2 separate regions of the Homo sapiens genome follow, and region 1 is linked to region 2. The links are chromatin contacts, found by Hi-C or POLR2A ChIA-PET in ENCODE. All regions are on one chromosome and are shown on one strand. Each heading gives the region's core, a stretch centred on a gene start or an enhancer-like site at or near the end of the contact. The rest is flanking DNA. Distances are from core to core; before and after follow the strand shown.

Region 1 (3,322 bases), core at 567-3,066, 530 kb before region 2:
ATTGTCATTTGTTTTAGAAATAATAATGGTATTTTGATTATGTTGAAAGAGAAAATCCTTATATTTTGAAGACACAGACTGAAACATTTACAGATTTTTAAGAATTAATTTCTTATTTGACAAAGGAGGTATGTTCTGGGATTACTTCCTCAAAGAATTATGACTCTTTCCTCTTCCCCACCCTGAGCTAAAGTTCCCCTCCATCATATTTCAGTACTACCTTGTGTATATCTCCATCTTTGCACCTCCATGTTGCATAATAATCTGTTCATGTGAGTGTTTCTACCACTAGACCGAGCATCATTAGGTCGGTGATCATGCCATAATTGATTTGGTTTCTCCAATTCCTGACACATGGTGAATCAATAAATGAATGAATGCATGAACAATTCATTAACACCAATATTTTATTTTCAGCTCTACATGCTTATAGTAGCCAGGAGTTTCAAACTCCCCAATGCAAATGATGAATGGTTTCTGATTCCCAAGCTATAGAATTACCAAACAGCTTTCAGTCTCACTGTTTTAGCCATGTCTTCCTCCAAAGAATCGATGATTAATAGTCATAATAGCCAACTTTTATAGCCCACTTCCTATACACTGGGCACTGTTCCGAGTACTTATGTTTTAAATAATATTTTCATTACAGTCCTTTGACGTAAGGCCTAGTCTGATCATTCTCATGTTAGAGAAGAGAAACTGAAACACAGAGATGTGGGTCAGTGTCCAAGGTCTCTCATAAGGGGCAGACCTGGGATTCATACCCAGGAAAGCTGCTTCCAGAACATCTTCACTTGACCATGCTCAACAACCTCCCTAAGATAACTAGAGCCTTGCTAACCTAGTAGGTGTGGACTTTGCAGAAAGCTGCGTCTCTGGGCCATTGCAGTTCCAAGCACTTGATTCATAAGTGATCACTTTATTCATGCCAAAAAACACTATGAAATAAAGGCAACCTTAGGAAGATAAATAATCAGTATCAGAATAATGTAAGATAAAATACCATAGCAGAAGACTGTAAGATTGTCTTCAGATGTTTTGGGGGTTTTCTGTTTGTTTGTTTTTTGTTGTTGTTATTTTTTGTTTTGAGACAGAGTCTCTCCCTGAAGCCCAAGCTAGAGTGCAGTGGCACAATCTTGGCTCACTGCAACCTCCAATTCCTGGGTTCAAGTGATTCTCGTGCCTCAGCCTTCCAAGTAGCTGGGACTACAGGAACCTACCACCACACCTGGCTAATTTTTGTATTTTTAGTAGAGATGGAGTTTCGCCATGTTGGCCAGGCTGGTCTTGAACACCTGACCTCAGATGATCCACCTGCCTCGGCCTCTGAAGGTGCTGGGATTACAGGTGTGAGCCACAGCTTTCAGATGTTTAGTCAATCAAATTACTTCCCACTTCAGTACAGACATTTTGCCCAGCTAGTTAAAGAGTATTTTCTCGGGATGAGATCAGATGTGGCATTGACCCCATACATAAGACACCCATCATCTGACTGGGAACAAAAAATGAATTCCCAATTTAGCTCTTTCCTTGTGCCTCCTGCCCCATCTGGATACTGCTTCTTTCTTGGAATAATATCACAGTTAATCAAGGTTACAAAAACACGGAACATTCCTCCCTCATTTGAGGAATTTGGGATTGGTCAAAATCATTGTTGAACAAAATATCTAAGACAGAATGGGATAGAATTTACTTGATCTTTCCTTTTTTTCTTTTTCCAAGGAAGAAAGAGTCTCACTGACTCCAGGATTCTTGGCTTAGCCATTACTCAAGCCACAAATACTTCAGTTATCCAGTGAGTCAGCAGCCTTCAACCACACTTTTAAATAAAGGCCTTCTATCATGATATTTTTCATATGTGTTTTACTCCCTGTTGTATACCCTATAAATGCTAAGCTGTTACGATTTTTTTTTCCTCTCATTTCTTTCTGCGGAGATAGACCTGACATTTCTTTCAAGAAGACTGTTACTTATTTTCTACTAAGACTCAAACGACAAACTTTCTAGTGAATTCAATTGGGAGCTTCTTCTGGCCAATTCTAGCATTATTCTTTTTTTTCTCTTTTTTTTTTTTTTTTTTTTTTTGTTAATTTTTCTTTTTTTTCTTTGCAGACGGAGTCTCACTCTGTCGCCCAGGCTGGAATGCACTGGCACGATCTTGGCTCACTGCAACCTCCACCTCCTGGGTTCAAGCGATTCTCCTGCCTCAGCCTCCCAAGCAGCTGGGATTACAGGCATGCACCACCAGACCCAGCTAATTTTTTTTTTTTTTTCTGAGACGGAGTCCTGCTCTGTCACCCAGCTCCAGGGTTCAAGCAATTCTCTTGCCTCAGCCTCCCAAGTAGCTGAGATTACAGGCTCCCGCCACCATGCCCAGCTACTTTTTCTGTATTTGTAGTAGAGATGGGGTTTTGCCATGTTGGCCAGCCTGGTCTCAAACTCCTGACCTCAGGTGATCCGCCCACCTCAGTCTCCCGAAGTGCTGGGATTACAGGCGTGAGCCATCGTGCCCGGCCTTTTTTTTTTTTTTTCCCTACCTTATTGTGGTACAACATGCATATATAAAATATACAGTTTTAGCCATTTTTAATTATACAACTCAGCAGCATTAAGTACATTCACACTGCTATGCAACCATCACCACCATTTATCTCCAGAACTTGCTTCATCTTCCCAAATTTAAACTGTGTATCTCTTAAATTCAAATTCCTATCCCCCAACCTAGGCCTAGCAACCACCATTATACCTTCTGTCTCTCCTAATTTGTTCTTTGCTATTTCGATGGTTTTAATAAATGTAATTGGCCGGGTGCGGTGGCTCATGCCTGTAATCCCAGCACTTTGGGAGGCCGAGGCCGGTGGATCACGAGGTCAGGAGATCGAGACCACGGTGAAACCGTGTCTCTACTAAAAATACAAAACATTAGCCGGGCGTAGTGGCGGGCGCCTGTAGTCCCAGCTACTCGGGAGGCTGAGGCAGGAGAATGGCGTGAACCCGAGAGGTGGAGCTTGCAGTGAGCCGAGATTGCACCACTGCACTCCAGCCTGGGTAACAGAGTGTGACTCCGTCTCAAATAAATAAATAAATGTATTAATCATGATAAGGGCAGTGGGTTGCTAAAACAAAGAAACCTATACCTTTTTCTCCTTAAATCCATTTTTCAACTTTCAGTTATTAAATTTATAAATGATCCTTCCTTTTACAAGTAAGGCTAGAGTGCAGTGGCGTGATATTGGCTCACTGCAACCTCCACCTCCTGGGTTCAAGCAATTATCCTGCTTCAGCCTGGGATTACAAGTGCTCTCCACCACTCTTGGCTAAT
Region 2 (3,107 bases), core at 331-2,830:
AAGGCATTTGGGCAGAGATCCAAAAAATAAGGAAGCAAGCCAGCAAAAGGATGTTCCAAGCAGAAGAGTAATGGATTTCTGACTTTCTGACTTAGTACCAACTAAAGTGCTTGTTAGAAGAACATCAAATGTGTCATTGCGACTCAAGTAGGGTGAGCAGGGTAGAGAAGGGGGTGTGGCAGGACCTCAGAGGGAGGGGTAGAGCCTCGGAGAATAGAAAGTAAGGTGTTTGAATTTGATTGAGTCAAGGGAAGGCACTGGAAGGTTTTTTAAAGCGCCATCTTCTTTTGGTTTTCTCTTGGCAGCCTGGATTCTGAGCATGCAACATTCGACTCTAACAAGGCTGACTCTGGTTCAACCAGGCTGTGTGGATGAAATCTACGACCTCCCCAAGCATTTGAAGTTCATGTTTTCTTTTTCTTTTGAGATGGAATCTTGCTCTGTTGCCCAGGCTGGAGTGCAGTGGCGCGATCTCGGCTCACCACAACCTCCGCCTCCCGGGTTCAAGCGATTCTCCTGCCTCAACCTCCCAAGTAGCTGGGATTACAGGTCTGCGCCACTGCGCCGGGACTAATTTTTGTATTTTTTAGCAGAGACTGGGTTTCGCCATGTTGGCCAGGCTGGTCTTGAACCCCTGACCTCAGATGATCCGCCCGCCTCGGCCTCGCAAAGTGCTGGGATTACGGGCGTGAGCCACCGCGCCTGGCCTGAAGTTCTTTTCTACAGAACTTTGCTGTCCTATATACATGAGGGTACACAGCCAACTGGGCACCTGGCACGGGTCTAGTCCAAATTGAGATGGGCTGTTAACTCTAAAACACACACTGGATTTCCAAGACTTAGAACCAACGACAGAGCGTAAAAGATCTAATTAATTCTTTTAGACTGATTACATGCTGAAATGACAGGATGGGCTAAATTAAACACATTAAAAGCAGTTTCACCGATTTCTCTTTACTCTTTAAAAATGTGGCTGCTATTAGAATTACCTACGTGGCTTGGACTGTGTGTCTACAGGGAGCTCCTCTCGCGCACTCTGTGCACTCAAATTCCGCCGGTGTCCTCCGCCGGAAGGGCCGCCTCAGAAAGGCCGAGCCCCCGGCCTGGCTTCTCCGGTTTCCCGGGAAAGCGTTGCAACCACGGGCGAGGGCTCCGAGGTCGGCCCCGAGGGGTAAGGGCAGCCCTTGCCTTCGCGACATCCATTCACCCGGCTCCGCAGGTGCAGCGCGCGGTCCTCAGAGAAACCCCGACCCTCGCGTCGCTGACCCGACCATTCATTAATCGGGGGCTTCCCAGGGCCCAGGAGCAGCCTCGGGCGCCCCACTCCCCCATTCTCGCGTAGCCGTCCCCTTGACCGCGTCACACCGAGCGGCACAACCACCAGGGAAGGTAACTGGGAGGGCGCGACCTCCCTCAATCAACAGCCACCTCGGGCTGACTGAGCGGACCCAGGTCCCTTTCAGCCACAGCGTTCCCTCGGCTTCCTGGGCCTCACGGCGGCGGAGGCGTGGCCACAGCCTGAGAGGCGGGTTTCCTGTCCAGTTGTGAATAACTTCCGACGTGTGCCGGAAGTTTCCTCAGTGACAATCAGGAAGTCGGCGTGTCGAGTGGCTCTTCCTGGCTGCTGAGGCGGGTTAAGGTCTGAGGGTCTTGTGGGGCCACGGCGCTGATCACCAGGTGTTTGGCTTGGTCGGTTCTTATTTCTCGCCTGGCAATGGCGACGTACACCTGCATAACTTGCCGGGTGGCGTTCCGCGACGCGGACATGCAGCGGGCCCACTATAAGACGGACTGGCACCGCTACAACCTGCGGCGGAAGGTGGCCAGCATGGCCCCAGTGACCGCCGAGGGCTTCCAGGAGCGAGTGCGGGCGCAGCGGGCCGTCGCGGAGGAGGAGAGCAAGGGCTCGGCCACCTACTGCACCGTTTGCAGTAAGAAGTTTGCCTCTTTCAACGCCTACGAGAACCACCTCAAGTCCCGGCGTCACGTTGAGCTGGAGAAGAAGGCCGTGCAGGCAGTGAATCGGAAAGTGGAGATGATGAATGAAAAGAACTTGGAGAAAGGACTGGGCGTGGACAGTGTGGACAAGGATGCCATGAACGCGGCCATCCAGCAGGCCATCAAGGCCCAGCCGTCCATGTCTCCCAAGAAGGCGCCCCCAGCGCCTGCAAAGGAGGCCAGGAATGTCGTGGCCGTGGGTACTGGTGGCCGTGGGACCCACGACCGAGACCCGAGTGAGAAACCACCCCGGCTCCAGTGGTTTGAACAGCAGGCGAAGAAGTTGGCAAAGCAGCAGGAGGAGGACAGCGAGGAGGAGGAAGAGGACCTGGATGGAGACGGTGATGGCCCTGTCTGGGCGGGGAGGGTAAAGAGGAACTTGGCCCACCCTTAAGTTTCCAGATTTATACTCGAGATGGGTGTGTGTGTGTGTTTGAGAGCTTTTAAGTAAAAATGATGAGGGAAGGTGGTTTAGACGCTTTCTGAAGTGCCTTATCTGGCCAGCAGGTTTGGCTGTTTAGTTCACTCAATTCATTCTCCAAGGCCTAAAACCTTGTCTGGAAAAAGAAGTGCTTAATGCATATTTGGAGAATGAATTGATGCCTTCTGTGTTTTGGATGAAGAGGCTTTTAACATATGCACAGGAGGACATGCTATCGTCATACCAGCTGCCGTGTAATTTGCGATTCTAGTGGGTTTCCAGTTATGATGGTTTTGCACTTAATTTAGTTGAGTAAAACAGAATGAGGGGATCAAAACCAACTCAGCCAGAAATTTGGAGCTGGAGCCAGCACCCTCACCTCTTTGCCTTTATGAGCTATTTATTCCTTACTTCCCTCATCCCACATCCTATTAACAGTGCTGGTGTAGGTGTTCATGTCTTAGTCTGTCCACTCTGCTATAAGGAAGTACTAGAGACTGGGTGATTTATGAACAACATAAATGTATTTTCCCATAGTTCTGGAAATTGGGAAGTCCAAAATCAAGGTGCTGGCAGAGTCAGTGTCTGGTGAGGGCCTGTTCTATAGATGAAGTTTTCTCATGGTGTCATCATGTGGTGGAAGAAGCAGAAGGCAAAAAAGGGGCTAGCCAGTTCCCTCGCACTAATC

Evidence for each region. Hi-C counts contacts between places; a loop is a spot of excess contacts on that map. ChIA-PET counts read pairs that join two places held with the same protein, here RNA polymerase II (POLR2A). Pooled maps may share reads with other maps.
Region 1: a pooled map of gastrocnemius medialis shows a loop between it and region 2 (2.5-fold over the local background). The contact joins the enhancer-like site here to the promoter of ZNF622 in region 2. A Hi-C loop is called at or near these places in 1 of 50 pooled maps. POLR2A ChIA-PET finds 5 or more read pairs at or near these places in 2 of 52 experiments (AG04450 and PC-9).

Annotation. Positions count from the first base shown.
Region 1 is chr5:16,998,930-17,002,251 of GRCh38, reverse strand. No RefSeq gene overlaps it. Among named protein-coding and RNA genes, the nearest start is that of MYO10, 64 kb to the right of the region's middle. Within about 2 kb of position 1,816, at least 8 of the 41 ENCODE cell types and tissues checked have a DNase peak (open chromatin) inside an H3K27ac peak, as active enhancers do; they include PC-9, where a contact is called at or near this core.
Region 2 is chr5:16,464,273-16,467,379 of GRCh38, reverse strand. ZNF622 (zinc finger protein 622) reads left to right here and starts at 1,580. Exons shown (of 6, transcript NM_033414.3): 1 at 1,580-2,339. The coding sequence starts at 1,715. RefSeq lists a silencer at 173-395 and an enhancer at 2,203-2,272.